Regions from separate parts of the Homo sapiens genome. Here region 1 is linked to region 2. A link is a loop called in an ENCODE intact Hi-C map of the cell type or tissue named here. Cell type or tissue: CD4-positive, alpha-beta T cell. All regions are shown on one strand. Each heading gives the region's core, and the rest is flanking DNA. Links, peaks and the distances in the headings are about the cores only.

Region 1 (16,932 bases), core at 6,538-11,537, 180 kb after region 2:
CTCTCTTTGAAAGAATAGCAAGGTTGAAATAAAACATCACAAAACTCTGATATTTAAGTCTCCGTTTTTCTTGACTCAGCATTTGCTTGGGAAAGTTGATTTTAACGACTTTATTTATTTACTTATTTTTAATTTGTGTGTCAGTGTGTAAGTGGGGACAGGATCTTGGATGCCTCTACAATATCATCTTCAATTATATCACCGCCATGTTTACTTTTAATAGAAATGAATCTGTTTTATGAGAACCACTCACATAAAATATTTTATGTCTTTTAAAAATAATTTTAATTTTAAACTTAAGGTTTTACATGCTTTATTAAAGAAAAACTTTTTAACCCAAAATGGGAGAAATTATTTTTTTCTAAACTTCAAAATATATAGAAAATGTAGGTTTCTATGTTACTCACAATGATTCTCTCTACTTTATTTGTTCTTCTTACAAAGGCAGTGGTTCCCTCTTTTTTATTAATTACCTTCAAGTTATTAATTTGAAGTTGGTATCTATCAGATTAAGCTATTAGTAAGATTAATATGCCCTAATGGTGTGTTCTATGTACCTGGATTAAGTTTACCTAATTCAAGTTTATTACCTGTTTAGCTCTATCTCTTTATTATTTAGTATTGAATGTTTGCACAGCTGATATGAAACAATGAAAAAAAGCAGAGTTGAGTTGAGAGAATATAAAATTAAAAAGTTGTTTTAGGTCTTCCTTAAAAATACCTTCTAGCTTTATTTGAATATATAAAACACCAAACTCACAAATTATTCACCATTTTAATGTTTTTAATTACATTAAATAACAATTATTTTTATACAAAAACAGGATTAAAAAAATTCCTCTTCCTCAGAAATGAGTCAGACTCATCGCAATTACCGAGAATCTACCTATTTCTGCATAGTGAAAAGGGATAGGATCATTATTTATTTATTTATTTACTTATTTATTTTTTGAGACAAGGTCTCATTCTGTCGCCCAGGCTGGAGCGCAGTGGCGCCATCTCGGCTCACTGCAACCTCTGCCTCCTGGGTTCAAGCGATTCTCCCACCTCAGCCTCCCAAGTAGCTGGGACTACAAGCATGTCCCACCATACCTGGCTTATTTTTGTATTTTTTGGTAGAGATGGTGTTTCAACCATGTTGGCCGGGCTGGTCTCCAACTCCTGAGGTCAAGCAATCCGCCTGCCTCGGCCTCCCAAAGTGCTGGGATTACAGGCAAGAGCCACCACGCCCAGACGATAGACTCATTTTTTAATCTTGTTTGCAGTGTTACAGATAGCTTAAATTATGCAAAAGGAAAGTATCACCATAGGCAGCTGTCTCTTTTAGCAAAAGTATATCTTATTAGAAAATATATACTATAAAGTACAACTTCAACTCTCATTGGGCTCTCAATAAATGTTTCTAGAGTAAATATTCATCCAATTTTTTAAAAAGGAAAGAATTGTTAAAAGCCACATTGATATGGGTTATTAGAATGTCCATATACACAAGAACACATGTCTAATACATATGTGACCTAGATTCCTGATTTATCACTTGAAACTGTTTATTCAGGACAAAATTTCTGACTGCCATTTGAGGCTCAGTGCTTCTATTGGGAATAGGCCTGAGTTGAGTTGGGAGAGTATAAAATTAAAAAGTTGTTTTAGGTCTTCCTAAAAAACACCTTTCCTTTTGCATAATTTCAGCACTTGTAGACTGACTTAACAAGTGCTGGACCTCAAACTGTTCATTCCTATTATACTGAATTACTCTGTTGCCTTTTACATTTGCATTTGTAACATTCTTTTGTGTATTTGTTTATTTATATTCTACCTTCTGCTGAGAATGCATCCAAACATCTTGTAAAGGCACATATAATATAGCTGTGCTTCTGTGGAGGCTTGGTTCCAAGAATAGGTGTTCCAAAAGACAAATAGTGGAAGCTTCCCATCTCTTAAGGTCTGGGTCCAGAAACTGACGCAGCAGCATCCCATCGAATTCTATTGTTTGGGCCATCTTCATTTGCCACACTAAACTTTTAAGTAGAAGGGAAGACTGACCTGGATTGATATACCCTCACTCTCCTCCTCCATCATCTCAGCAAAACAGAGGGGCTACAGTTGGCTGCTTTACAATGATGGGCCCTTCCTCCAGCCTTGGACCACAGAAACCCTTTGGACTTTATGTTGTCACATTTTAAAATTCCTTCCCTTTGAGTTCCTTGTATTTCTTTACAAAATCCATCTCCTGCTCACCTAAAATTGACGGTCTCAGTCTCAATAAGATTAAATTGTAAAATTAAGATGTTATAGCTGTAGGGAGAGAGGGTGGTATGAAATGCAATACGCCGTGTTTCTCCTAGGGAGTTGCTGGGCCTTATCAGCCACAAGCTGATTATGAATTTTAAATAGGCTTCTAAATGAGGACATTCCCCATTACACATTTACAGGTACATGTTCTTTTATGTTTTTTTTTCCAGTTTTATTGAGGTATAAATCACAGATTGCATATTTTGTCTATCCAAGATGTAGAGCATAATTATTTGATTCACACATATATTATACACTGATTACCATAATTAATTTAATTAACATTTTCATTGCTACACATAATTACTATAGTGTATGGGAGGGTGGTTAAGGAATACTTAAGGACTACTCTTAGTATTACTAACTGTAGTTGCCATTGTGCATATTAGATCCCTACACTTACTCTCTTAAAACTAAAAGTTTGAACCCTTTCACTAACATCTTCCCATTTCCTCTAATCCCCACCTCCGGGCAACCACTATTTTGCATTCTGCTTCTGTGAGCTCATCTGTTAAAGATTCTACATATGATTAATATCATAGACTAGTTGTCTTTCTGTGTCTTATTTGTCTTACTTAACATAATTTTTTTTCAGGATTATCTACATTATTACAAATGGCAGGATTTTATTTTTAATGGTTAAATAATATTTGTGTGTGTGTGTGTGTGTGTGTATTCTTTATTCATTTGTGGACATTTCATTTATTTCCATATCTTAGTTATTATGAATAATAATGCTTCAATAAACATGGCAGTGAAGATTCTCTTGGGAATACTGATTTTAGTTTTTTTGAATATATACCCAGAAGAGGCATTACTGGATTAAATGGTGATTCTATTTTTAATTTTTCGAGGAACCTTCTTAGAGTTTTCCACTAATGTACTTTCCTAGTATACAGAGTTTCATTTCCCTCACATCCTTGCCAACATTTATCTTTTGTCTTACTGATAGTAGCCGTTCTAACTGGAGTTAGGTGATATCTCACTGGGGTTTTGATTTGCATTTTCTGATGATTAATAAGGTTTAGCAATTTTTCACATACATGTATGTCTTCTATGCAAAAATGGTTATTCAGATCCTTGGCCCATTTTAAAAAATTGGGTTATTTGTTTTCTTGCTATTGAGTCGCATGTGTTCTTTACGTATTTTGGATATTAACTAATTATCAGATATATGATTTGCAAATATTTTCTACCATGGCATAGATTGTCTCTTCACTCTATTAATTCTTTTACGCTGTTTAGAAGCTTTTTAGCTTGTTGTAATCCCATTTATGTATTTTTTGCTTTTGCTGCCTGTGCTTTTGAGGTTATATCCAAAAATCATTGCCCAGAAAAATGTCATGGAACTTTTTCCCTGTGTTTTCTTCTAGGAATTTTATGACTTCAGGTTTTACATTTAAGTCTTTAATCCATTTCAAGTAAATGTTCGTATATGGTGTAACATATGTCCAATTTTATCATTCTGTATGTGGTTATCAAGTTTTCCCAACACAATTTGTTAAGGGGACTGTCCTTTTTCCATCGTATATTTATCAATACACTTATATGTGTGGCTTATGTCTGGCCCTCTACTCTCTTCCATTGGTCTATGTATCTGTTTTTATCATTGGAGAATACTGTTTTTATTAGTATTGCTTTGCAGTATAATTTAAAATTCAAGCAGTATGATGCCTCCAGCTTTTTTTTTTTGTCCAAGAATAAATGGGCTATTGGGATCTTTTGTGGTTCTTTATGAATTTTAAGATTTTTTCCCTATTTCTATGAAAAATGCCATTGCAACTTTGAAAGAAATTGCATTGAATTTGTAGATTGCTTTGAGCATTATGAACATTTTAACAATATTTTCTAATTAATCACCATTCAATTTACAAATACAATTTAATCAAAAGCAAAAATGGACAATTTTAGTGCATTTTCAAGTATAAAAACTATTAAAATCTCATCTATTGACTGGAGGCAAAGAAAGCATGTTAAAATTCTTGTATTATAACCATGAATTTCAGGAGATTAGAAAAATGTTCAGTAGTTTCTGCTTTAATATAGAGAATGTCTATTAACATTTTTTGTTCTTAAGAAAAAAATTTTACATATGTAAGACAGAGGTTTATTTACTAAAAGTCCATTATGAGATATTACAATAAGCTTAAAAAGCAATTGTTCAATGTACAATAAAGTTGATTTTTGAAATCCTAGGTTTACAAGACCCAGAAAATCAAAAGAGGCAGGAGCTTCTGTAATAAGATGTGAAAGATCAAGTTGATTTGGATATTGGATGTAGGGCCCAGGAGCTTCAGGCAGTGACTGCTGTGGGAAGTCTGCCTTTGTCTAGAAGGGAGGCAAATGGGTTCATTGTACCAAGGCTATAATCATTACCATTTTTTTCTAAAATCCTGAAAATTTTCTTATAAAAACCAGGTTCTTAAAATTTACTTAATGGGGAAAAAAAGAATCTTGGGAGGGACTAAGAACTAATGATTTCGTCTCTAAAAATATATCCCACTTTTGAATGTGGCAGCCTGGGAGGAGACAGATCTGCTCACACATGCATGGAGTTGGGTGGTTTGAGAAACAGAATCACAAGCCCACCCCTTCCCCACTTGGCACCAGCCAAAGGGTTTTCTGTCACAATTCTGGGAACCCTCCCAAGTCAGAGTCGCAGCATGGTGGGCACACTGAAGCCATCATTTCACATCAGACCAAAGGCATATCAGTTCTCTCTGTGGCGCTCAGAAAGATGACATAATGCATTTGCTGAGGGCTCACATGTCTGTCGAAAGATGATTCATCGGGGTAAAAACTAGGACAATAAAATTCTACAGAATGGTTCTGCATCTCCAGGTACTTAGGGATTAAAGGAAACATTGGAAATAAAATGGAGTCAGTCTAGGCTGGAAAAAAATAATAGTCAAAGAGAAGCAGTAAATGATTATCTTTTTCTGTCATAGGTCCTTCATGCTGGGAATTCTCAATAATGCTCAAGCTGAATTTCAGATATAAACTGTGAAGCCAACATCGGGTGTCTGTGATTTAGGCCAGGGCTATATTCAAAGCATGGCCTGTAGACCAGCATCATCATCATCATGTGGAAGCATATTAGAGATCCAGATTCTTGGGTCCCATCCCAGACCTACTGAATCGGAACCTGTGGGAGTGGGGTCCAGCAGTCTGTGTTTTACCAGCTCTCCAGATGATTCTCAAGCACTCCATACTTTGAGAAGCCCCACTTCAGACTGTGGATAAAAGAAAAATAATAACATAGAAAGACATTTGGTTTACTAAAGCTTAACTCTAAAAACTACATACTAAAATGAAGCATATTTCATGTGTCATTTAGGTGTTTAGATAATAGCCCAGAGTTTGATAGGAGTTGAATAAACGGTAATCAATGAAACTTGACAGATTAACAGATCAGTTACTAAAATATTTGTCCCCGAGTTACTGATAGCATAGTCTAGGTTTTAGAAAATGCTGCTGAACAAGTGAATCAGTTTATATTTTTAGGTTCTAGTTTCTGAAATGGATAGGGGTTCATTAAGAGCTGCTAAATGCCAGCGTGTCCACCCAATCGTATGCTAGGAGAATATACCATTCCTATTTTGAAATGTAGGTTTTATTATTCAGGTTTGGTGTGGTCAATAGATTAGGAGACAGTTGCCATTCGGAGGATAGGTACTCACAATTGCCAACAGGAGGGACATGCAACTTCATGTAGGGCCACATGAAGGAAACACCAGAGTAAGTCAGGGTATGGAGAAAAGAGAGAGAAAGCACGGATTTATAGTCTTTATTGTTGTTTCTGTGGCAAAGAGCAGGAGAGGCAGTATAAGAAAGCTAAGCAGGCTTAGAATCGGATAGTTTGAATAATTTTGGCAAAGTCTGGGCTACAGCGTTGATCCCTAGTTGTCCAGAACCTAGACCTGGGCAGGGGAATAGTGTCACAGACTGCAGGAAACTGATAAAAAGAGGTGGATAGGATATGGTCTTGTGACTGATTAGTTTACTTATAAAAAAATTCTTGCAAGCAAATTGTTTGCTGTCTTTGGGAATTAGGTAACTCTTGAGGAGGCATTTCTTTCCCTAGTCCAAAAAGGCCCCAAGATGTCAAAGCATCATAAAATACAGAAAAAAAATTAAAACATGATTAATACAATCCCCTACTCTGTGGAACAACTATAATGTATTTCTACTGTGGAAAGTTAATAAATATATTAACAACTCCACATGTTCCAAACTCTATCTCTCTAGTTTTGAAAAACGTGAGCATGCAAGATTCAGCCTTGCATCCCCAAGGCCTCATACCTGAGATACAGAGTAACTGCTTGATAGTTGTCTGATGAAATTTCTGAGGAAATTCCTTCTTCAGTTTCCAATTTTTAAAATTTTGTTTAACAATTACTTATTGAGCACCTAATATATACCATATTAACTGAGCATTTCATGGCCCCTTAAGTATGGCCATATATTATGTCAACTTCCCAGACATAATATACAAGGAAAACACAAGCAGCAAATCTAAATTATCAAATATTGTTGCACTCACATTGCTGATTTAAAAATTGAGATTTAGGGCTGGGCATGGTGGCTCACACCTGTAATCCCAGCACTTCAGGAGGCCGAGGCGAGTGGATCACATGGTCAGGAGATCGAGACCATCCTGGCTAACACGGTGAAACCCTGTCTGTACTAAAAATACAAAAAATTAGCCAGGCGTGGTAGCACACGCCTGTAGTCCCAGCTATTCGGGAGGCTGAGGCAGGAGAATCGCTTGAACCCAGGAGGTGGAGGTTGCAGTGAGCCGAGATCGCACCACTGTACTCCAGCCCGGGTGACAGAGTGAGATTCTGCCTCCAACAAAACAAAAAAACAAACAAAAAAATTTGAGGTTTAGATAGGGAAAAATTAATAATTATGTTTGGCTACTTTTTTGGAAGGGAATGGGGGTCTCATTTTATTGCCGAGGCTGACTTTGAACTCCTGTGGTCAAATGATCCTCCTATCTCAGCTTCCAAAGTAGCTGGGACTACAGGTGTACACCATCACACCCGGCTACTTTTAACTTCTAACCTAACTTAATTTTTCCTGGCTTTTCTGCTACATGTTTATTTTACATAAGTTGGTGTCTAATTAGAAATTTATTGTCCTGTGATTAGAAATACAATTCTGGGAGTAATGGTGCTGACTGTCTTGGAATTGCTGTCCGGACACAAAATCAAATCTGCCTGCCTAAGAACAGACCTAGGAAAAGAACTGATTCCCATATTCCACACCTATAGCAGCAGACAGGTGATCACTCCCATATGTCATTCAAGCAATGGAAAACGTGGTGAGGAGTCCAATAATTCAATGGGGAGATAGAGAATTAATTAAAAAACATCCTTTATCGTTCAGAATTTGGGTAATAATGGGCCAATGCACTGTGATCAATGCTCTTCCGTAATATTTTGCACCTTCCTTTCTAGCGGAGCCATCTAATTAGAGAAGCCATTTAATTCTGTGTTTCACCTGAAGCTTTGGGTGTCAATAAATGCTTTGCTATCCCATGTAATAATAAGTGCCATAATTATTATTATTTACTTCCTAGATGCCGGGTATACACAGACCAGTACATTTACGGCCTACTCCAGATAGTGTCTTTGTATTAGTTTTACATTTGTTACTGATGGCAAGTCAATCTTTATTTAAAACAAAAAATATGAACAAAGACGTACGAGGAGTATCTTTAATGACCATTTTGAAGAATTCATTTACAGAGAAGAAGTTCAAAAGTCTCGTTTAATTACAAAGATCAAAGTAGGTCAATTTTGCAGGCCAAGTCATGCCAGCAAGCCTCCTGCTCAGACGAAACATAATTTCAAAATTCAAAATTTGTATTTCAAGTGTACCAGATAAGATGGCTTTTTATTCTTTTTAAAAGCTTGATATTTGGAGGTTGGTCCAAAATGGCTTACTAGAAGCAGCTAGTGTGTAGCGATCTCATGAAGAGGAAACATAATGGTGAGTAAATACTAGCTCTTCAAGGGAATCATCTGAGACCGTGTCAGGATTTACCAAGGAAGCAAGGCACCCACAGAGAACAGAAAGGACTGAAGCTGGGCAGCCACCCGCCCAGGACTAGTGCGCACCAGTGAGAAACTCCCTACCATGGGGAAAAGGTGAGTGAGGGAGAGTGCCCGGGAGATTCACACTTCCAACAGGGACCTTTGCAACCCTGGGCATGGCAGAATCCCCCTAACTCCAGCCCCGGGCCTCTAGACCGACACAGAGAGCTGCTGGGAGTCTTTGCAGAGGTGCTGCTCAAGCCCACATGGAGCCCCACAGGTCCTGGATCCCTGAGCAGCCCAGTTCAGTGCAATAATCCTGCTAGAGGCTGCAGCCACAGTGTCGTCAGAAGGCTGTGCTCCTCCTCCACAGGCAAAGTTCCCATCAGGGCTTCCAGCACAGCAACTCCGCCCCAGCCTGAACTCTTCAGACAGGCACAGCTCTGCCCTTCTCTTGGAACTACTCAGTTTGTAAACCATGTGACTCACCCCACCCACCCTCACTGCTCTAAGCCAGGCAAGCCTCAGCTTGGGCTTCCAGTGCAGGGACCTTGTCCCCACCTGAACACCGTGGTGGATCGTGGCTCTGCTTTCATCAGGGGAAAACTCCTAGTGGTAACAGAATATGCTTGGCATCTTTGCATGCCTGCAGCTGTGAAGTTCAGCATTATTTGGGTGGGAGGGAAGTGCAAGTGTGCCGTGTGCCCAACAGCTGCCAGTCTCCGTTGCCCCAGCTGAGGGGTCCTGCCCTCTCCAGTGAAAGGCTCACAGCACAGCTCTCTTGTCCCCATTGAACAGTTCACCTATGGCCCAGAGCCCTTATGAAAACCCAACTCTGACACGCCTGTAATGTTCCCTCAGGCTCTCGCCACTGAAGCATTCTACCTACCCTGCCTAAGAGTTTGCCTGGTGACCTAGGGACCAGCCCACTCCATCACAGCCAGCACCTGAATTCTGGGCTACCCTGACTCCGGTCCTGCCCCTTAGGAGTCACACATGCTGTCCAGTAGGCCATCTAGGGGCTTGGGAGCTGGGGAACTACCTACCCTGTTCCAACTTTTCCGGCACCTGACCACTTCCCCCAGGGCCTAAGCTCAGGCCGATCCAACCAGCTGACAACACCATGACCAACACCCACTGACATGGGCCCCAAAGTGGCACCACCACAACAAATACGTACATGCACAAGCCCACAGGTGGTGTCTCCTGTTTACAGGAAGCAGCAGTACTGCCACATCAGAGAACAGGTGAGCCTTAAAGCTGTCTGTATCAGGTTGAGTGACAAGGTTATGACCTGAAACTGCTCCCATGGAGAGTTGCAAAACAAGTGTTCCCCCGTGGCTGTCAACCACATTGCAGTCTGGAGATAGACTAGAGTGTGCATCTGAACTAGGAGTCATGAGCCCTGAAACAGGGGTGTGATAAGGAAACAAATCACATTTCTGCTTATTTAGGAGAAAGAGCCAGTACAGCCCCCTCACCTCCCTGCAGAGACCTCAACACACTTCACCAGGGGCTCCTCCCAGCCACCCCTATTACTACTGGTGCCTGCACTCATCATTGGGATATTCGTGGGCAAGCCAGGGCCCCCAGATCTGCTCAGTGGTGTCCCACCAACCCTGCAGAAGAGGACCGGACAGCCCACTGTAGAGACCTTGCATGATTTCTGAAAATTATGTATGAAATTATTATTTTTGCTCCTTTAATAATAAGTTGTTTTCCGCCTGTAGCTTTTTTGAAATTTTCTGTTTATATGATTTAATTTGAACATAATACAGGTAGGCTTAAATGTTTTGGTCTTTAATTTGATTGGTGTTTTCTGAGCTTACTTGATCTGTTTGTTATTTAGATTTGATATACTTGTTATTAATTTTGGGAAAGTCATTCTGGCTTCAAATATATATATTTTTCCATTTCTTCATCTCTTTCTTCTCTCTCAATCTTTCCACTCTTCATATGTTACAATTTTTTAATTTTCCTACAGTTTTTAGATACTCCATTCTATTTTTTTCTTATTTTTTTCTCTTCGTTGTTTAGTGTGAGAAATTTCTATTGGGTTCTTCAAGCTTAGTAATTCTTTTTGTTGTTGTTGTCTCCAGTCTGTTGCTGAGTCTATCAAATGCATTTTTATTTCTGTTATTTACTTTTTAAAAATTTCTATTTTCTTTTCAATTATAGAGGTTTCACTTTTCTGCTAAGTTACAATTTGTTTCTGCACATTTTCAAACATTTTTCATTACAGCCTTTATTGTATTAATTATAGTCATTTAAAACTTTTAGTATACTAATTCCAACATTGCTATCATTATATGAGTCTAGTTCTGAGGCCTGTCTTTCAAGCTGCGTTTTTTTTCTCCCTTAGTGTGCCTCGTAACTTTGTGTTGCAAACCAGATGTGGTGTACTGTGTAAAGGGAGCTGAAGTAAATAGACCTTAAAAGTGAAGCCTTATGTTATATCTGACTAGAGGTTAAGCTGTATTTAGTGTTTCCTATTGTCAGAGGTGTGAATAAAAAGTGACCGAGGCGGGTCTCAATCAATAGGGGTTTATTTAACCAAGATTGAGAGCGCGCATGGGAAATAATTCAAGTCGCAGGAGCGTTTTTGACCCATACTTTTGCTAAAAGGGATATTGGCCACTTCTGTTTTTAAAGAGGAAAAGGCATGCAGGAGCAGAAAAAAGGAGATGAAGGGTGGGCAGGGAGACAGATAGTTGCATTCTTATGAGACTCTGGTTAGCCTCAGTAAGTCTACACTTTGTATGTAAAAAGGGGAGTAGAGGAAAAGGTCAATTATGCATTATCTCTTGCTCAGTAAATCTGCATTTTACATAAGATAAAGTAAACAAGTGAAAAGAGGAAATAGAGAAAATGAGATTATGATACAGGGTTGTAAAATTGCAGATATCTGTTTGGGAACAAAAGGAAATCACCATAGGTGACTCAGTTTCTAAGCTTTTAACTTTCCCTTTGGCTAAGTGAGTTTGGGGTCCTGAGATTCTATTATCTTTCATATTTCCCCCTATGCTTCAAAATCCTTGGAAGAAAACATCACTTAAAAAGTGAGTCTCTGGTTATTTTTCATTAATTCCCTTGTTGTTGATGATTTATTACTTGAAAGTTAGTTCCCACATATTTAGGAAGGCTCATTACCAAGAAGTTGTAAAGTCTTGCGTCCAGTAGAGAAAAATGGTGACAAAAAAAGAAAGAAAAAGAAGGGAAAAAACAAGGCCAAATTATATTATAGCAACAAACAGAAAGTAATCCTGGAAACTGATTCTATACCACCACCTTCTCAATCCAAGCAGTTATTTAGGCAATCATTATTTTAACTCTTTTAGTTGCACATTGACTCTGTTGTATGTCTGGAGCAGTCTATATATTAGTTTCTTTTAGTCTTAGAAGCATTTTCTAATTTCAGCAGCAACCTTATAGATTTTTGTGGACTGTAGTTTTAATCAGGTGTTTAAAAGAATTTTTTGAGGAATCCATGCATCAGTAGGCAGGCACACAAGTGTTGGATATCTCTGTCTGTCTATCTATCTATCTATCTATCATCTATCTATCTATCTATCTATCTATATCTATGTAGCCAGCGGGGTAGCTAGCTATAATTTTACAATATTTTTTTCTCTCTAGGTCCCCGATTTCTACAAAAGACAAATCATAGTGGGACAAATTTATTTGCAAAACAAGTTTAAGAAGATTTATACTTGACCAATGATTTGCATAAAGTGCTACAGGAATAATTATTGGCTATATAGGCTCTTTTAACTTGGCTTTGCTGGAAATTTCTTAAATAATGAATTTCAGTTTAGACTTGTTAAATGCCTCTTCAGCTTAGCCAAGCCAGTGATTTTTCTGTACCTGCAGATGTCCACGAACTGGGGACATTTCTCCCATCTCAAGTTACCAAAATTACCTGGGTTTCTTGACTCTGTCAAAAAGTGACATTTTTACTTATAACAGGTCAGAAACTTGTAAAGGAATCACATAGAAAAAGATACCAGGCCAGTCTTTCTAAGGGTATTTTACTGTCTCTCTCTAAAGTCAACCTCCACCCCTCAAAGCAGTCTGGTCATATCTGAAAACATGCCATTCCAGACAAAACCTTGGTAAAGTAACCAGTGTCTCCAACTGTGTCTGTTAACAAAAGAAAACAGATTTTTTTTTTTTTTTGAGACAGAGTCTCACTCTGTTGCCCAGGCTGGAGTGCAGTGGCATGATCTTGGCTCACTGCAACCTCTGCCTCTCAGGTTCAAGCAATTCTCCTGCCTCAGTCTCCTGAGTAGCTGGGATTACAGGTGCATGCCACCACACCTGGCTAATTTTTGTACTTTTAGTAGAGATAGGGTTTCACCATGTTGGTCAGGCTGGTCTCGAACTCCTGACCTCATGATCCGCCCGCCTCGGCCTCCCAAAGTGCTGGGATTTCCAGGCGTGAGTCACCGCGCCCAGCCAGGAAAACAAATTCTTATTGAACATATGCAAATAACTATATTGTTGTAAAATAAGAAAACTTGCAAATAGTTTCCCAATTCTGGAGAAATCAGGTACAAAGAAATATGCTTTAACTTTTGCTCACAAGAATATATATACTTTTTCAATTTGTGGTCAGCTATAAATAGCTTAACAGGAAAAGTTTTCTTAACTCTGGAAAGAAACACAAAAAGAATCGGCAATGTTTCAAACCAAAAAGTTATTTAAAAACTTTCTGGTATTTACTAGTTTAGTCCCATGCAATTAACTCCTATATTACATGATATTGGGCCAGCAGGCCTCATGAACACATCAGCTCTCCATTGAGAGTCCTGGAAGTTTTCTCTCTAGTCGAGACACACAAACCCTTTAACATTATCAGAAACCTGCATTGAAGAGCATCACAGTGCTTTTCATGAACTTTCCTAAAGAAGCTTTTGGACTGTAGCAGACCACAAACTGATTTTTTTTAGAAAAATCAAAGTAAAACAACAATTGTGTGTGCATGACAAAAATATTAGAACAGCTGTTGTTGAAGACACAATTAACAAGGAAATTTGGTTATTGCTCTGGAATACAGCAATTACAATAATAGTCATAATTATTACTGATAACATTAAGACATCAGAATTATAGAAATCTCATACAATTTGGAACACATTAATAGCACATTTATATAAACTATAACTCAAAGAAAGTTAAACATCATTTCATATTTGATAAAGCGTCCTGTATAATTTTAATACACCACATAAGCCAAATATGTCTCTCTTGAATGTTAGGGATCCTAACATCCAAAGCTGAAGGCTGAATTTAGAATATGATTTTGCAAAGTTTGTCAAATATCAAAGATTTAAAACATCTGATGTCACAAAATAGGATCATAGGTCACTGTAAAGTAACTCATTTAGCCATTTAGCCATTTAGCCAAAGTGATAATTAAAGATTTTCAAAAGCAAAATCCTTTACTCTTTAATAGAGAGGAGACTCCAATTTCCAAACGATAAGACATAATAAAAACAGCTTGATGCCAGTTTAATCTGTCTCTCTCTCTCCCCTCTTTCTCTGCCATTTACTCAAAAGGTAAAAAGAAATATTTCACTGTCTTTTAATACTACATGAAAATCTTTTTCAAAAGAGAAAACTAAATTTTACCTTTGCATTAGTGTATTATTAACACTGAAGTTAATTTTAATAAAATTTTATAAACAAATATATCTAATCTCAATCAGTGTGATCATAAGGTAAGATTTCCATAAGACTTTTATAAATTTTTATTTTTTTTTATTGAAGAACAGATCAATTTTACAGGAAAACCTTGTTATTCTGACACAGGGGCACACAGACTCTGGCGCTGTGTAAGTGTGATTTTGACATTAATGTTCAGTTTATAGGAAAACTAAATAATCCCCTTTAAATTGTAGCCAACTTGATGACACACAGAACTCCTGTCACAAGATCAATTTTTCATAAACCTTCTACAAATTGCTTAAACCTTCAGTTTTGTTCTATCACTTTAGGACAAAATTTACTTTCTTTTCCAACTTTCTGCATCTGTTTAATTTTAGCCATTATGTCTTATTAGTTTAATTTACAATTCTTAAACTCTCTAAACTAGGCAAAATTGCTTTCTCTCTAAGAGAAACCACATTCGTATGCCTTTTTATAACACTTTTATAAAAATCCCAAAACACATTGTATGTTTTGTGTGTACAATGCATATAGAATTTTCCCTGTATCTAGTAGTTTTAATGACATGTATTAATGACAATGTTAACTCTTAGTGGCCTTTATTTTTAGTGAAAAACTTAAGAGGTAAACAATTTTAGTTATGTATTAGATGCGGAGACCAAGGCAAACAATACTTGAAGCTAAGTCTTGTCATGGCCCCCAAAGGCTGAAATCTAAGGACATAAGTTTATAGACAAGTTAAGCAAGTAGAAACATAGACAGAAGCATATCTTATAGATTGTAAGATTTTTATTTGCTAGTCTTCAAATAGTTTGTCTCCCACACTTTAGACTGTCAATCTTTTGATTACCCGCTGCGTTACCCTAAATAATTGTTAAGTAGGCAACTTAAAAATAGCACCAATAGACAATGGTAGTCACATGTATGTATTGCCCAGAGGATGGCAGACACTGGCCTGTGTGGTTCCCACAGACCTGTATCCCCTTGTGCTCGACTTCCTGTGTGATAGCCAATATATTCGCCAAACCCACAGGAGCTACACAGCAGGATGCCAATGCCTCTTCCCTCTTGGATGTCTATAGCTTCTGTCTCAAGTCTGCTAAGTCCCCAAAGCAAAAGTTCCAGGCAAATAAATGGATCAGTGACTATGAAAGCTAAGAAGAAGGCTTCATCCAGTGACAGTAGTGAGGACAGCAGCAAGGAGGAGGAAGAAGCTCAAGGGCCTCCAGGTAAGAAGGCTGTGAGCAAGTTTGTCTCAGCCTCCTGGAAAGGCTATCGCCAAAGCATCAGAGAGCAGCAGCAGTGAAGCATCCAGTGATGATGAGGAGGACGACAAAAAGAAAAAGTCTGTCCAGAAGGGAGTTAAGCCCCAAGCCAAGACAGCCAAAGCTCCTCTTAAGAAGGCTAAGAGCTCTGATTCTGATTCTGATTCTGACTCAAGCTCTGAGGATGAGGCACCAAAGAAACAGAAACCAAAGACATCTGTAGCAGCTAAAGCTCGGGCTAAAGTCCCAGCCACACCAGGTACTCCAGCTCAAGCAGCACCTAAAGTAGCCAATGGCAAAGCAGCTAGCTGCAACAGTAGCAGCAGCAGCAGCAGCAGCAGCAGTGCTGACTCAAAGGAAGAGATGGCAGCAGCCATCCCCAAGAAGACTGTATCTTAAAAGCAAGTTGTGGTCAAGGTCCCAGTGAAAGCAGCTGCCACCCCTACCCAAAAATTCCAGCAGTGAGACTCCTCCGGTGAGGAGGAAGAGTAGTAGGAAAAAAAAAAAAAGAAAAAAACCCCCAGATCCCTAAAGTTCAGTGCCCCCGTCCTGCTCCCCCATCAAAGAAGTCCTTGGGAACCCAGTCTCCCAAGAAAGCTGTGGAGAAGAAACAGCCTTCCGAAAGCAGTGAAGACAGCAGCGACGAGTCTGATTCAAGTTTGGTGGAAGAGGATGAACTCTTGCTAAGTCAGTCATCTCTAAAGCAAATACTAAACAACCTCCAGCAAAGAAAGCAGCAGAGAGCTCTTCAGACAGCTCATATTCCAACAGTTCTGAGGATGATGAAGCTCTTTCCAAGCTAGCCAGTACCAGCAAGAATTCCTCAGATAAGCCAGCTGCCACTACCAAGTCACCTGCAGCGGAGCCAGCTGCAACTCTCAAGCAACCTGCAAGCAGTGGCCAGGAGCCTCTAATGAGAAAGGCTGACAGCAACTCCAGTGAGAAAGAGAGCAGTTCCAGTGAGGAGGAGAAGACAAAGATGACTGTGGCCCCCCCTAAGCCCAAGGTAACTGACAAAGCAGCTCCATATCTGCCTGCCAAGCAGGCTCCTGAGAGGGGTAAGGACAGCAGCTCTCATTCAGACAGCTCCAACAGTGAGGAGGAGGAGGAGGAAGAGAAGACATCTAAATCCCTAGTTAAGAAGAAGTTGCAGAAGGCAGCAGGAGGGACAGCCCCTTCCAAGCCAGCCTCCACAAAGAAAGGAAAGGTCAAGAGCAGCAGCAATTCTTCCTCTGATGACTCCAGTGAGGAAGAGGAAGCGAAGCCCAAGGGCAAGGACTCTCCAAGACCACAAGTCCCCAAGGCCAGTGGCACCTCTGCACTGACTGCCCAGAATGGAAAAGCAGCTAAGAACAGCAAGGAGGAGGAAGAGGAGGAAGACAAAAAGAAAAAGGCAGCAGTGGTAGTTCCCAAGCTGGGTTCAGGAAAGAAGTGGAAGCAGCTGAGACTGCCAAAGAGGCAGAGACTCCTCCAGCCAAGAAAATAAAGCTTCAGACCCCTAACACATTTCCAAAAAGGAAGAAAGAAGAAAAAGGGCATGATCCACATTCTTAAGGGTCAGGGAGGAGGAAATTCAGGTCGCAGACAACTCCATTGATGCCAACTGAGGTGCAGCCGGAGACTGGGGGAACGAGCCAATGAGGTTTTGAGGTTCACCAAAGGCAAAT
Region 2 (16,932 bases), core at 6,207-11,206:
TTTATAAAGAGCAAAAATTTATTTCTTACAGTTCTGGAGGCTGGGAAGTCCAAGATCAAGGTGTTGGCATCTTGTGTGGGCCTTCTTAGTGTGTCATCACACGATGGAAGGTGGAAAGGCAAGAGAGGAAGTCTGTCTTCATATGGCAGAGAGTGGAAGAGTGAACCCACTCCCCAAAGCAGCCCCCTTTTTCAGGCGTGATTTCTTTTCTTTTTTTTACTTTTAGTTTAGGTTCAGGGGTACAAGTGCAAGTTTGTTATATAGGTAAATTGCGTGTCATGGGGGGTTGGTATACAAAATTACTTCATTGCCCAGATAATAAACATACTATCTGATAGGTAGTTTTTCAATCCTCTCTCTCCTCTCATCTTCCACCCTCAAGTAGGCCCTCGTGTCTATTTTTTTTTTTTTTTTTTTCAGACAGGGTCTTGCTCTGTCACCCAGGCTGGAGTGCAGTGGAGCGATCTTGGCTCACGGCAACCTCTGCCTCCTGGATTCAAGTGATTCTCGTGCCTCAGCCCCCCAAGTAGCTGGGACTACAGGCATGTGCCTCCACGCCCAGCTGATTTTTGTATTTTTACTAGATATGGGGTTTTGCCATGTTGGCCAAGCTGGTCTTGAACTCCTGATCTCAGATGATCTGCCCACCTTGGCCTCCCAAAGTGCTGGGATTACAGGTGTGAGCCACCACGCCCGGCCCCTGGTGCCTATTGTTCCCTTCTTCATGCCCATGTGTTCTAATCATTTAGCTTCCACTTATAAGTGAGAACATGCAGTATTTGGTTTTCTGTTCCTGGGTTAGTTCACTTAGAATAATGGCCTCCAGCTCCAACCATGTTGCTGCAAAGGACATGATCTCATTCTTTTTTATGGTTTTATAATATTCCATGGTGTATATTTTCTTTATCCAGTCTACTGTTGATGGGCATTTAGGTTAATTCCATGTCTTTGCTATTGTGAATAGTGCTGCAATGAACATACACATGCATGTGTCTTTATGGTAGAATGATTTGTATTCCTTTGGAAATATACCCAATAATGGGATTCCTGGGTCAAATGGTAATTCTGTTTTAAGTTCTTTGAGAAATTGCCACTCTGCTTTTCACAATGGCTGAACTAATTTACATTAACACCAGCAGTATATAAGCATTCTCTTTTCTCTGTAACCTCGCCAGCATCCCTTATTTTTTATTATTTATTTATTTATTTTTTGAGACGGGATTTCGCTCTGTCACCCAGGCTGAAATGCAGTGGCATGATCTCGGCTCACTGCAACCTTTGCCTCCCGGGTTTAAGCAATTCTTCTGCCTCAGCTTCCCAAGTAGCTAGGATTACAGGCTCCCACCACCACGCCCAGCTAATGTTTGCATTTTTAGTAGAGACGGGGTTTCACCATGTTGGCCAGGCTGGTCTTGAACTCCTTACCTCAAGTGATCCACCTGCCTTGGACTCCCAAAGTGCTGGGATTACAGGCTTGAGCCACCACACCTGGCCAGCATCTATTATTTTTTTTGACTTTTTAATAGTAGCCATTCTTACTGGTGTGAGATGGTATCTCATTGTGGTTTTGATTTGCATTTCTCTAATGATTAATGATGTTGAGCATTTTTTTTTTGCATATGCTTATTGCCTGCCTGCATGTAAATCTTCTTTTTAGAAGTGTTCATGTCCTTTGTCCATTTTTTAATGGGGTTGTTTGTTTTTTGCTTGTTAATATGTTTAGGTTCTTTAAAGATTCTGGATATTAGACTTTTGCCGGATGCATAGCAAATATTTTATTCCATTCTGTAGATTGTCTGTTAACTTTGTGGATCGTTTCTTTTGCTGTGTAGAAGCTCTTTAGTTTAATTAGGTCCCATTTGTTAATTTTTGTTTTTGTCACAATTGCTTTAGCCAAAGCCCTTTTCATAGCAGCATTAATCCACTCATGAGGATGGAGCCCCCAAGACCTAAACACCTCCCAAAAGTTCCCCCCCCCCCGCCCCCGACACTGTTGCATTGGGGATTAAGTTTCCAGCCTATGAATTTTGGGGGATACATTCAGACATAGCAGCAGGACTCAGCTGACAAGAAATGCTCAGAGTTCAAAACCAGTAAGATAGCAAGGTAAGTTGGTTAGTGACAAAAAGTATGAGTGGTTCTGAACAAAATGAGTATCAAGACAATTCTTTGATGACATCAGATTGCAGGAATTCAAGGAGAAAGTGGATGGACAGTTCAGAGAATTGACAGTAAAAGAAGAATACTGTTTTCTTGACACTCATACAACTTCTGATACCAATGTGTGGGTTTTTTCCCCGCACCAACCAATTCTCCAATTCTTGGTGGACACCAATGGGTGTTCTATTACTTACTCTATTATGACACTAACTTCCCATAGTTGGCACAGACCCCACAGGTTAAGGGTTGAATTCCACAAGACTTTCCCCGACATCAGATGACAATTACAAGCTCCAGGTTGTCACCTGTGCTTCTGACCCACTGGCTATAAATTAGAGGTTCCTCCAATCACCTCCTCATGTTTGATAATTTGGTATAATGGCTCACAACACTCAGGGAAACATTTACTTATGTTTACTGGTTTATAATAAAGGTTATTAACAAGGGATACAGATAAAAAGTCAGATGGAAGAGACGCGCAGGGCGAGGTGTTGGGGAGGGGTGTGGAGCTTCATGCTCTCTCCAGGAGTGCCGCTCTCCCAGCTCTTCCATGACTTCACTAGCCTGGAAGCTCTCCCAACCCTTTAGTTTAGGGATTTGTAGGGAGGCTTCGTCATGTAACCATGATTGATTATTAACTCACTCTCCAGCCCTCTCCTCTCTCAGGGTCAACTGCATATCTATACGTTAACCACACAAGGCAGTTTCTATTTTGTCCCATTTAACAGATGGAGAAACTGAGTCTTAGAATATAAGTAGCTTGCATCTGAAGTCACAGTGAGCAGAGATAGGATTCGACTCAACCCCACTTCTCAGTATTGAACTCTAGGTTGTAAGACTCAACTGTCGACTGCTGCTTTGCTAATTTGACAATGAATGTTTTAAAAGAAATTATTAGAGGGCATTTTGTGCACAATAAGCACTTCATTGGAGCCTGAGATAACACAGCATGAATCGTGGTCAGGAGAAAGATTACCTGATCATTTTTTTTCTCCCTCTGAAGGTTTTCATTTCGTTGAATCATCAAGCTGAAAGAATCATATTGCCTTCCCAAAATCAATTCACATAATTACTTGGAAAATAGCTTTTACAAATGCTGCTGGTCATAAAATACATGATTTCCTTCTTTTGAAAACTCCCCTTTGGTCTTGCTCTTTGCACTGTGCGTCAGGCGATGCTTGGCATTGCTGGAGTAAGATGCACTCAGGGCCAAGGGCTCCATGCACATTCTGAGGATGCTGTGGCTTAGTCACGCCTGTTTAATCAGGCAATCATTTTCCTGATGAGCTGTGAGAATTGCTAAGAGCAGAGCTATGTGATGGATTGGAGAGAGTTGCATTGTTCTTCAAACAAATGGCAAACATATATTTTTACAACTGGGAAATAAAAATGGTAATAATCAGACAGAAAAGAGGAATATAGCCTATTCAGGCAAAATCATTTTTAAAAGCTTACAATAATATAAATAAAAGCTTTTCTATTTTTCCCATAGCATTTTTTTACCCCAGCAATGAGAAGGTTTACCTTCTCTCTGGGAGTAGTGAGGACAGTGTAATGACATGAAAATTATCCCTTACAAATAAATGTACAATGGGCCGAGGCTTCCCAAGCTCTCTGAGTGAAGAGAGGAGACGCCTAATGGTCAGGGGAGCTGAAGGCTGCTCTCAGTTACGTCCACCCACCCCATGGCTGAAGCCTTAGCTTCTTGTGAACTTGCCTTCCTTAGTTATAAAACATCCTGAGTAGTGTTTGCTCCTGCCTCTGTGATTGGGAGGGTCAAATGGGAGTGCTTTCTAAGCAGTGAAGGGCATTGATGATGATGATGATAATGATGATAGCAATAATATCATCACTAGAATTTTGCCATGTTACTTTCACAATGGTGTATGGCGGAGTTCAGCAAACTACAGTCAGTGGAGCTGTCACCTGTTTCTGTAAATAAAACTTTATTGGGACATAGTCATGCTAGTTGTTTTGTACTGTCCATGTCTGCTTTCACATGATCACAGCAGAGTTGAGTGGTTGTGACAGAGACCCTGGGGCTCCCAAAGCCCAGTGTGTTTACCAAATTACTCTTTACGAAGAAAGTTTGTTTCTACAGGAGGCCAGGTAGATGTTTGGATTTCCCAGATAAGTTCAGAGAAGTTTACTCACTTCTTCAGGGTCTGGCAAGTGAGAAGTATTGATATCTAATTTCAAATTTAGCTACCTAGTGATTCTTAGTTGTGTGTGAGTGTATGCACGCATGTTTTACTATGGTCTACTTTGACAGAAAAAAAAAAGACTGTATTCATTCTCTCATCTCTACTACCAACCTTTACTTTCCAGTAGTGAGCAAACAAACCAGCAACCCCACCCCTTCCCCCTAAAAACCAAACACTGGGTGCCAATAGTGAGAATATGAGAATATTTTGGGAGATTGTGTGCATGTGTACTATAGCCATCAGAATTTGAATGATTCCCATTGGAACCATGTTATACATATACAACTTAAAACCAAATCGTTGGAAAATTATAGGCCAAAATATGATTGATACTATTGTTGTCCTCAGGTCCATTGAATGACTCTCAGTAAACAAAATTGATAATGATGAAACCAATTATAAAATATAAATCATCAAAGTTAAGAGTAACAACAATCAAAACCATCCCTCAGTCAAGACAATGCTGATGATGCTGTGATAACAAGCATCCTTCCTCCAGTCTAGAAGATGCCAAGTATCTGTAGGCATGAGATGCAAGTATCTTGTGATATTGCCATGGGTTGTTTGGCAGCAGAGTCTGAGTAGAAAACTAATTAGAGTCATGGATAAAATCAAGTAATGTGCTAATTTTAGTTTGGTAACTCTTAATAACTCAGTCAATTACCAGTTGTAGCCCATAGTCATACATTAGAAAATGAAAGTCTATGGAATTGCACATAATTTGCTTTGATAACATTGCATTTCTGGATCTCCCAACAGGAGGCACTTCAGTTGACTTCAGTGGATTGCAGATGACACTTTGACGATACTCTATAGAATCCAAATTTCTAAGGAGGCTGACTTAGAAGCCTTGGAAAATGGCATGAGTCAATTTTTCTTTCACCCTCTAGGTGATACTTATTGAGGCCTTCCAGTGACAAGGCATGATTAAATCCTAGTAGCACTTTTTTTTAAGAGTCAGGGTCTTTCTCTATCACCCAGGCTAGAGTGTAGGGGTGTGCTCATGGCCAAATGCAGTCTCAAACTCCTGGGCTCAAGCTATCCTCCTGCCTCAGCCTCCCAAGTAGCTGGGACTACAGGCATGTGCCACCACAGCCAGCTAATTTTTAAAAATGTTTTTGTAGACATGGGGTCTGGCTATGTTGCCCAGGCTGATCTGAAACTCTTGGTCTCAGGGATCCTCCCACCTCAGCCTCCCAAAGTGCTGGGATTACAGGTGTGAGCCACTACGTCTAGCCCCTAGCAGTACTATTATTTGCACTTTGTGGATGAGCAAACAAAGGCAGAGAAAGGAAAAATACATGCCCAACGTCATACAGCCGTTAAATAGCAGTGCAAGGGTTTGAACCAAGGGTTTCCCTCAGGAGCTTGTGCTCTATATACCTGGAATCCTGAAATCCACAGGACTCAGAAAGCCCTTGAACCTCTGACATTGTCACCAGAATTGCGTATGTGGGGGTATTGCTATGGTTTGAATAAAGGTGTCTCCTTTAAAATTTAAGTTGAAACTTAATCCCCAATGCAAAGGTATTAAGAGGTGTGGCTTTTGGGAAGCAAGTCACAAGGGCTTCACCCTCATGGACGGGATTAGCACCCTTTTAAAGGGCTCAAGGTTGAAGAAGCACTCTCTTACTCTTACATCCTTTCTGACATGTAAGGACACAGTGAACCTCCCCTCCAAAGGGTACAGCAACAAGGCCCCATCTTGCAAGCAGAGAGCAGTCCTCACCAGATGCTGAACCTATTGGTGCCTTGATCTTGGACTTCTCAGCCTCCAGAACCATAAGAAATAAACTTGTATTATTTATAAATTACCTAGCCTCGGGTATGCTGTTACAGAAGCACAGATGGACTAAGACAGTATTTATGGTCTTGTTTTTGTTTAAACCTTTTCAAATAGAGTTATAGCTTACATCGTATTCTCAAAGGAGTACATCACCCTAAAAAGGTAAAAAACACTATATGAGAGATATTTTACTGGAAGTTTTTGGAACAAAAGAGATTGTAACTAAACAAGGAATTATTTGAAGGATCATGTCTTTCTAGACAGTCCAGATGTCACAAGAACAAGCTTTGAGGGAGAGAAAAGGATACGTAAGAGATGGTGTTTATCAATGATTTCACCTTTAAATAAAAAGGAAGTTTAAAATATGATCAGCAAAACTTAAACAGTGAGATATAGAAATACGGAAAAATAGACTGGTCTATTTTTCTATTAACTTTGCACTTCCAAATGAGAGAAAAATTAGAATGCCTGAAAGCTAGCTGAATTGTCAAGGAGATGAAATTCCAAGACATTATTTTTACACTCTTTTCAGGGTTTTCTGTCTCTCCACATTGTCTTTGTGTTATGAATTTCATAGTTATTCAGGTTTATCTTTCCTAAAGAAAAATTATAAGATTTTTTGTGCCACATGTAATACAAACCTATTCTAGTCCTTGGGAATTAATTACTATTTGTTTTTTAAAAAGTGAAAGAATCTTTTTTTTTTTTTTTTGAGACGGAGTTTTGCTCTTGTTGCCCAGGCTGGAGTGCAATGGCCTGATCTCGGCTCACCACAACCTCCACTTCCCAGGTTCAAGCAATTCTCCTGCCTCAGCCTTCCAAGTAGCTGGGATTACAGGCATGCGCCACTATGCCCGGCTAATTTTTTTTGTATTTTTAGTAGAGACAGGGTTTCTTCATGTTGGTCAGGCTGGTCTCTAACTCCCGACCTCAGGTGATCCACCCACCTCAGCCTCCAAAAGTGCTGGGATTACAGGCGTGAGCCACTGTGCCCGGCCACAAAAAGTGAAAGAATCTTTATGTTTCTAAAACTGGAAAGGATCACAGAGATCTTTGATTGATGACTTCACTCTTCAAAGTGATGGATATGTTAATTAGCTTTATGGTAGCAAATGTTTCACAATGTATATCAAAACATCACGTTGTACACCTTAAATATATACACTTTTTATTTGTCAATTATACCTCAAGAAGGCTGGAAAAAAATTATTTTTAAATTTGCATATTGTAAAGTATGCGTTTGGTGGTATACAATTCTGTGGGTTTTAAAAATGCATAGATTTGTGTATCCAACACTACAATGATGACACAGAGCAGTTCCAATATCTTCTAAAATTTCCTCATGCTCCTGCTTTTTAGTCAACCTCTCTCCCTGCCCCAGTCCTTAGCAACCTCTGATCTGTTTTCCATTCCTTCAATTCTGCCTTTTCCCAGAACGTCATATACATGGAATCATGCACTGTGGAGGTTTTTGAGGTTGGTTGCTTTCACTCAGCATTGTGCCTTTGAGATCCACTCAATTTGATGCATGTATCAATCGTTTGTTCCTTTTTTATGGCTGCATAATATTCCATTGTATGGATGCATAATAGTCTCTTGCATGGATGTACTATAGTTGATGAACATTTGGGTTGCTTCTAGCTTTTGAAGACTAAAAATAAAACTGCTGTAAACACTTATGTACAGGTTTTTTTGTAAACGTAAGTTTACAGGGTTTTCTGTCTCTCCACATTGTCATTGTGTTATGAATTTCATAGTTATTCAGGTTTATCTTTCCTAAAGAAAAATTATAAGATTTTTTGTGCCACATGTAATACAAACCTGTTCTAGTCCTTGGGAATTAATTACTATTTGTTTTTTAAAAAGTGAAAGAATCTTTTTTTTTTTTTTTGAGACGGAGTTTTGCTCTTATTGCCCAGGCTGGAGTGCCTGGCACTCTTGGATAAGTACCTAGGAGTGGTATTGCTGGGTTATGTGGTATTGGTTAAGTGTATGTTTAACTTTATGAGAAACTGCCAAACTGTTTTCTAAAGTGGTTGTACCATTTTGCATTTTGTATAACAGCAATGCGTGAGAGTTCTAGTTGCTCCATATCCTTTCCAATCTGGTATTGTCAGGTTTTTTAAATTAAAGTTTTAGCCATTTTAAAAAATGCACAGTGGTATCTCACTGTGGTTTTTAGGAATCTGAATATCCCTGATGGCTAATGATCTTAAGCATCTTTATTTTTGTTCCTATTGTTGAGTTTTGAGAGTTAAAAACATATATTCTGGATATAAGTCCTTTGTCAGTTATGTGATTTGCAAATATTTTCTCCCCATCTCTGCAGCTTGCCTTTTCTTAATGGCAGTACTCCCATCTTATCTAAGAAGAAACTGACACATCTACAGCTTTTGTTGGCTCTGCAGTAAACTGACTGCATGTGACATTGGCTAAGTCACTTAATTTATTCTGTGCTTCTGTTTCCTATTCCATAAAACAAGTGTGGAATGAGAATATTTCTGAGATTCTTTGCAGCCAGAATAGTCAATGATTCCAAGAGACTGGCCCAAGTTCACCCAGTTAATTAGTAGCAGAGTTGGGCTGGAGCTTGGGCTGCCTCCCACGCTGCTGCCTTTGTTTGCAATATAATTATTCTCACTTTCTTAAATCTAATTTTTAAAATTAGGTATTCCATTTACATGGTTCAAAATTTAAAAAGTATAAAAGGATAAGCTGTTAAAAAACATCCCTGTCACCCTGAATAAGCAATGCACGTTCTGGAGCTTTTAAAAATATCTATGAGCACATTTTTATGTGTTGTAATGTGTATGTGTGTGTGTGTGTGTGTGTGTGTGTGTGTGTGTGTGTTTCTCTCCTTTTTAAAGTGAATTATACACTGCGGCTTTTTTTTAACTTCTAATAGAAATGCAAGTTAAAACTACATGGCAATCCATTTTTTCCATTATTATGTTTGTAGTTGAGGATAATTGTATGGGACTAAAAACCATTTGTCTTCTGTTGAATTATTTGTTCGTATTGTTTTCCATCTTTTTCTTTCATTGTAGCCATAAGCTACTTGTTTATTAGAGAAATTAACTTTATGAGATCTCACAATCTTCCCCCAGTTTGCCACCTGTCTTTTGAGTTTGCTTATTGTGGTTTTGCTTGAAGAGTTCTGACGTTTTTGTGGTTGAATTACTCAGTCTGTTATCATGTCTGGCATTTGGGTCATAGTTGAAAGGATTTTTCCCCCTTAGTATTAACAGAAGAATTATCCCATGGTTTCTTTCATTTATCACTGAATTCTACATATTTATATATATTTAAATATTTGATCATTTGGGAAGTTATCCTGGCATAAGGTGTGAGGCATAGAACCAAATATATTCTTCCAGAAGGCAGCTCATTTCTCTCAAAACTATTAAATAATCCATTTCTTCTCTTCTGACCTGAGTTGCCACTTATAACATATACTAACTTTCCATATGGGGGGTTCTGTTTCTGAATTTTCTACTATGTTCCATTGATCTTTCTGTCTACTTAAGTTAAATATTAAGGTTTTATTTATGTTTCAGCATGCTATATACAGGGCTAATCTTCCTTCATTACTGTTTTAGTTTCTTCGGACTTTTTCCAACATTTTATTATACAGATTTTTAAGCATATGGAAATGTTGAAAGAATTTTACAGTGAACACCCATTACACACCACCTAGATTCTACCATTAACATTTTACTAACCTTCCTTTAACATGTATCTATCCATCTATTTGGCCCTCTATACACTAATCCATCTTAGTTTCTGACGCGTTTCAAAGTAAACTGGAGATACCAGTGTACATCCCATTAAATACTTCAGCATGCACATCATGAACTAGAGTTTAGTATTTGTAGTATTTTTTATTTCCAGCTGAAGTTTACATGCAGTGAAATGCACAAATCTTAAGTGCACATTCACTGGGTTTGGACAAAAGCATACGCTTGTGTAATGCTTATCAAAATACAGCTCATTATCATCACCCTAGAAGGTTTCCTCATGCCTCTTGCCAGTTAATCCCTATGCCCACTCCCTCAGAGCCTACCACTGCTCTGACCTTTTACCACCATACATGAGTTATTTGTTCTAGAATTTTGTGTAGTATGCACTCTTTTTGTGGACGCCTTCTTTCATTCACTAAGCATAATGTTTTTGAGACTTCTTGTTGTTGCTTTTCACTGGCAAGTGCTGTTCCATTACATGACTATCCTATGTTTGGTTTCTCTGTGTTCCTATTAAGCAACACCTGGGTTGTTTGCAGGTTTTGTTGCTTATGAATAAAGCTGTTATGAACATTCTTGCACAGCTCTTTTTCGTGGTCCCGTACATTTTGTTTTCCCTTTCCTTGGCACGGGATGGGGCAAATACCTATGAGTAGAACTGCTGGGTGATACAGTTTAGATATGTGTCCCCGCCCAGATCTCATATTGATTTGTAATCCTTGATGCTGGAGGTGGGGCCTGGTGGGAGGTGTTCGGATCATGGGGGCGGATCCTCCATATCTTGGTGCTGTCTTCATGATAGTGAATTATCGCTGGATCTGATTGGTTGTAAGTGTGTGGCACCTGCTCCGCCCCCACTCCCCTTGCCCCTGCTCTGGTCATGTGTTGTGTATCCTCCTGCTTTACCTTCTACCGTGAGTCAAAGCCCCCTGAGGCTTCCCCAGAAGCAGATGCTGGAGCTATGTTTCCTGTACAGCCTGCAGAACTGTGAGCCAGCTGAACCTCTTTTCTTATAAATTACCAGTTGCAGGTGTTTTTTCGTAACAATGCAAGAACACTCTAATACAATGGGTCATGGGGTAGGTTTTTAGCTTTTGAAGAAACTCGGACTTTTTTCCAAACTGATTGTACCATTTTACACTCCTACCAACATGCATGCCTGAGATTCGAGTTGCCCCAATTCCTCAACGTCATTTGGTATTGTCGGTCTTCAATTTTTGTCATCTGGTGGGTGTATGGTGGTATCACATTGTGGTTATATTTTGCATTTTCCTGATGACTAATGAGGCTGAACAATTTTCTTGTGCTTACTGGTCCTTGGAATATCTTTTTTTTTTTTTTTTTTTTTTTTTGAAATGGAGTCTTGCTCTGTTGCCCAGGCTGGAGTGCAATGGCGCAATCTAGACTTACTGCACCCTCCATCTCCCGGGTTCAAGCGATTCTCCTGCCTTGCCTTCCTGCGTAGCTGGGACTACAGGCACCTGCAACCATGCCCAGCTGATTTTTGTATTTTTAGTAGAGACAGGGTTTCCTATGTTGGCCAGGTTGGTCTCGAACTCCCGACCTCAGGTGATCTGCCAGTCTTGGCCTCCCAAAGTGCTGGGATTACAGGCGTGAGCCACTGTTCCCAGCCATGTATAAGTTTCTTTAGCTTTTGTTTCTCAGCCAACAAAGGCTAGTTTTTCAAATTTCTTTGCTAACAACTTAAATTTCTCCTTTTCTTGATGCCATAAAGACAGAATAATGCCTGCAAATATAATTCATTTAATTCACTTTTTCTGCTTCTGGAACCTAATTGGGTGCAGGAGGCTTCCGCTGCAGCTGGTTCACCGTGACTTCTATTCTTGCAAACACATGATTAAAGTTGTGTGCCTCTGGCTGTGCCCCTTCTATTTGGGAAGCGTGCTTCTGCTGCTCTTTGGCAAATCTCCAGCTGCTGTTGGATCCCCGTGATGTTTGTTTACCTCTGTCTCCTCTGCAACACACCCTGATCAATCTCCACTGACATTTGTAGTCATTTTGACACTGAGGTCTGGGGTTTTAACTCCTTGTTTTACTAAAAATGAATTTAAGAAAAACTTTTTTCTTCTTCTCCTTTATTGCTTCTGTATTTCCATGAAGAAAATGGTAGAAATGCTGAGTTTACATTTCCTGTGAAAACTTGAATCCTACTCGGAAATGTTGGATTGTCAGGAAGTGACTAACAACACTTAGAAGCCAAGTTATTTTGTCTGATTATCTGAGATTTTAATCAGTCTTTTTTTCTTTTTCCAAGAATGATATACTTCCTACTACACTCAATATAACTAGATTGGCTGGTGAAATAAATGGGCTTTAAGTTTGTCCTCAATGTTTTTGAAAATTAGAGAATAGTTTTTTAACAAAATATTTAAACAACATTATCAGTTATCATTTTGGTACTTAATAACTCTTAGACATCAAGGTATTCTCATCGCCAGCACACTTAACTTTATTTTTCTTTTTTAAAAGTATATTTTATTGATACATAATAGTTGTACATATTTTCACACTTTAAAATGCTGACCATACATTTGCTTGGTGTTTTGTTGATGATGAATACTAGACTGATAATGCAGTCTCTTTCATATCTGCAGGCAGATGGAGTTATTGCCATGGTGTTAGGACAAGCTGATTGTGTTAAAGCATGTGACACACCTAATTTCAGAAACCAGAGGGGAAATCGCCGCTCATTAAAGTTCAAGGTAAGTGTGTGAAACTCATTGCCTGCTACTTATTTTCTATATCAAAGCATTTGCCATTGGAGTTAAGGGGAGGCTTACATATCACAGCAACAAAGTCAAAATTCCCTTAAAACTGAAGCTGGAATGAGTGTGGAAGAGCTTTGGTTTTCCGTACACCAAATTCACTGTGATAACTCCCTGTGAGCAGAGATGTTAGCCCCTCATTGATCATCTTTTGGCATACTTCTTTGATATTCATTTATCATCCTAGAGATGAGTTGGGGAAGATTCACAGCCCTGTATTTCGTATTTTCCTTCATGGAGGTGACATAGCACTTTGGTGAAAACATTTTTTTTTCCCTTTCAGGTGTAGATACTGGTTTCTAGTGATGACTAAATCACATTTGGAAGGCATTCCAAGGAAATAGGATTGGGAGTACAGGGAGGAGAAATCTACATCTTATCCCTGTAATAAGGCAGGTCCTATGTATATGTTGATTGCAGGATTTGAAGATTATCATGAAGAAATATTCCCCCAACTCCACCATCTGAATCACTGAATCATAGTTACTATTCTAGACTTTTGAAGGACTGTGTCTTCAAGAGGCCCTTGTTAAAATGCAAGTACCTCCAAAGTGGGTGGCCTTTTAAGTTTATATGGGTCATTACTCCTCAGTGGATATTATCATGACTTACCAAGGTTCTCAGGTAATAGAATTTGAGAATCTAGGGTATAGACAAGTGGACAATGAGGCTGAGAGGCAGGAAGGGTGCACAAACTAAGAACATCATGGATGGTTCTAACTGGACCCAGTGCATGGGATCTAGGTTAGAAAACAGGATTTTCTGTCAATTCAAGACTTGCCCAACTTAGTTGACTCTCTCTCTCTCTCTCTCTCTCAGAATTCCTATTTGTAGCTTTGACCACCCTCGCTGGGTGAGAATCTGCACAGTTTAGAGGGAAAAAGTGTGGCACATTGGGATGAAAGCAATCCTAGAAGATAGAACTCTGGGAGTTCTTGGTCCGGCTCCAACATGCAATGGCCAAGCAACCTTGACCTCTTGGTACCGTGGAGATGAATGTACCTCCCAACCTAGCCCACAGACTGTTGTTAATGTCCTATAAAATAATAGGCAACGTGGTATATCTATTAGTTTGACCTTTACATTTATAGCTCTATTCTTGGAACCCGAGTCCCAGCCTTGATAGCCAACAATCAATCATCCCAATGTCAATGCCCCCATGGCATTCATTGTTGTATCTATGTACCTTCCTCCCTAGTTACTCCAACTCAAAATTGGAGTCATCTTTATTTTCTGTTTCTGATGTTCACTTGGTGTCTTGTCTTTTAGCTACAGTACTACCACCCTGGTGGTTCATCATTATACATTTAAGCTAATTACATGTTGTTTGGCCATTTCTTCTCTTTCTGATCCACCTCATGTACATGTCTAAAATGTTCTCCTTATACTTCTCTCTCTTTCCATACCATTCTCTGTCTCCCTGTTGCCTATGGGATAAAGTTCTAAGTTCTCATTCTGGTTGTTAAGGCCCATCACAAAGAAGTTTGTCCAGTTGCTACACCCTCCTCAACATAAATGCAAAGCCTTGGCAAGTCAGCTCGTACGACTGTCTCAGTCACAAGCATCATACTTATTTCAGCTCTGAGAATTAGCTTACTCTGCTTCCCACTTCCGTCTTATGCATAACATGGTTTTTTATTGGTCTAAGTTCTACCTTTATTTCCATGCCCAAGTATGGCACCTCACTGATTCTGGTTTTGACTCTGAACTCTCATTTGGAATTTGGAATATCCCTGTTCATTCTCATGTTTCAATATGTAATGTTTTCAACTGTCTGTCCTGCCTTTTAAGGTGGATCTTTAAGAAAGGACCTGTGGCTTTTTCTCTACCATCCAGCCCTGCCCCTGTTGTGCTGTGTTTAGAAGGGTTGCTAGTCTGATGACTAATCATTTTAACAGATCTGCCTAATTTTTGTGCTCTTCTCAGGTTTATTCTTTTTAATGAGCAAGATACTGTGCTTGACTCTCCTTGGAAATATAATATTTGCTTGCTGTTGAAAGCCCTGTTTCTTTGCCTTCCAGCTTTTGAATTTGTCGACTTGGACAGTTTGCTAAGGGGTCAATTCCTTACCATTTGGGCATAAAGGAAAATGCATCTCCATGCTTCATTTGCTTCATCTCAGCTTGGTTTTATAATAAACAGAAATAGGGAAACTTTAATTTGTACTTCATGTATCTTTGATCTGATTAAATAACTTGGCACTTTTATTTACCCTATAAGAATATAGCTAATGGGTGCTTTTTGAATTTAAATTTACTTTGAGAGAACTGCTTATCGCAATGTGGGTTACATGGATAGAGACAGCACATCATCAAGGAAACAGAAGGAACCCCCCAGCCTAGTATTGTCCAGAGGGAAATGCAGGGCAGCCACATATGTATATTACATTTTGTAGTAGACATTAAAACAGTATAAAGGAAGAGATGAAATTAATTTTAATAATATAACCCTTCATCCAACCTATTATTTTAATATAAAATTTCATTATCAAATATTAAGGTATCCTACATTCTTTTTTCATACTAAGTCTGAAATCTGGCGTGTATTTTTTACTTAGAGTACATCTCAATGTGAACTGGCCACATTTTAAGGGCTTGATAGCCATATGTGGCTAGCGGCTGCCACATTGAATGGTACAGATCTAGAAATTACATCTGTTAACCTTCTATAAGGCAGGACTTCTCAACCACCAGCACTATTGAAATTTGGGCCAGGTAATTTTTTGTGGTGGCAAGGGGCTGTCTTGTGCATTGTAGAATGTTTAGCGGCGTCTCTGGCATCTACCCACTAGATGCCAATAGCACTGCTCTTCCGGGATACAGCAACCAAAGATGTCTCCAGACATTCCCAAATGAGAGGTGCTGCTGCAAGGAATAGTCACAGACATCATGATAAACTATCTTCTGTTGTGCTTGTTAAAAGTCATTGATAGCCTGAGTGTGGTGGCTCAAGCCTGTAATCTTAGCACTTTGGGAGGCCAAGGTGGGAGGATTGCTCAAGCCCAAGAGTTCAAGACTAGCCTGGGCAACATAGCGAGACCCCATCTCTACAAATAATTAAAAAATTAACCAAGTGTGGTGGCATGCGCCTGTAGTCCCAGCTACTCAGGAGGCTGAGGTGGGAGGATGGCTTGAGCTTGAGAGGTCAAGGCTGCAGTGAGCCATGGTCACACCACTGCATTCCAGCCTGGGCAGCAGAGCTGGTTCTGTCCTCTGAAGAAGCCAGTTGGTAGTGATGAATTAGTTATTGATCGGAAGGCACAGTGGATTGTTGCAGTCCTCTTGCCAGCTCCTTTCAAAGTGTGTTGGATTATCATATTGAAAGTCCCAGTAAATACTTTAAAGAATAGAGCTGCCAAATGCTCTTTCTGAGAATCTCTGTCATCGTGAGTTTAATATTCATTGAACTTATTGTAATGCATTGGGAAAATGGATATATTCTTTTGGAGAAAAGCAGGATCATTGGTTTAGTTTTGATTAATGGATTTATGATTAAATGCTTATTTTCAGCAATGGCACTATATAAACAAGTCCCTCAAACATAGTCTAGCTGCCTGTAATTTTACACAATGAACGGTGAAAGACAAATGTACAGTGTATTTGTATTATTAGGCAGCCATGGGTTTGCTACAAGCAATTAACTTACGAATGAGCATTCAGTCACCCTGTAACATTTTATTCTGGAGCTTTGTTAGGGGTGAGCCTGAGAAGGAAAGTTACCAGCTTGAATAAAACTGAGAGTTTCAATTTGGAGTAGTCAGTCTCCCATGGGGTGACAATGTTCCTTAAATGTTAAAAAATATATCCTGACCCACAAAATGCGCCAGCTACAATTTCTAGTTTATTTCTGGTCCGTATAATGCATTTTTTGCACTACAAAAATCCCAGAGAAAATCAGATGATCTCCAGATGAATGGGCAGATGGTGAAGATTGAGTCAGAGCTCACGTGTTTGATTTGAACTTGTAACTCTCCATGAGCAGAGCGTACACTAAGTTATATTTTTTAAACAGAGAAAAAGTGGGGAAAGAGAAAATGCCTACATAGTATGGTCAGTATCAATGTGTCACGAAGGATGGGCTACGACGTCTAAATCATTCATCCAGCAGACATTTACTGAGTTTTTGCTGTATACACCCGTCTAGGGATTAGGGGTGCAAAGGTGAGTAAGAAGAACAGGGTCTGTGCTGTCAGAGATTATCATGTGAGAAGAAAGACCAAAGACAGTTTCCCAGTGTTTAACAGGTGCTATGCTGGG

The links. Peaks named below come from ENCODE experiments on the same cell type or tissue, not always from the same donor. Only the 100,000 strongest peaks of a DNase experiment are listed, where the experiment ranks them.
Region 1: it touches region 2 in a loop (3-fold over the local background); 6 of 110 quality-filtered maps call a loop at or near these places.

Annotation. Positions count from the first base shown.
Region 1 is chrX:8,980,514-8,997,445 of GRCh38, reverse strand. It overlaps the pseudogene NOLC1P1. Among named protein-coding and RNA genes, the nearest start is that of FAM9B, 45 kb to the left of the region's middle. In CD4-positive, alpha-beta T cell, for the core only: no CTCF peak of the experiment used is centred there; a DNase peak (open chromatin) is centred at 9,575.
Region 2 is chrX:9,158,478-9,175,409 of GRCh38, reverse strand. No RefSeq gene overlaps it. Among named protein-coding and RNA genes, the nearest start is that of FAM9B, 130 kb to the right of the region's middle. In CD4-positive, alpha-beta T cell, for the core only: no CTCF peak of the experiment used is centred there; a DNase peak (open chromatin) is centred at 9,289.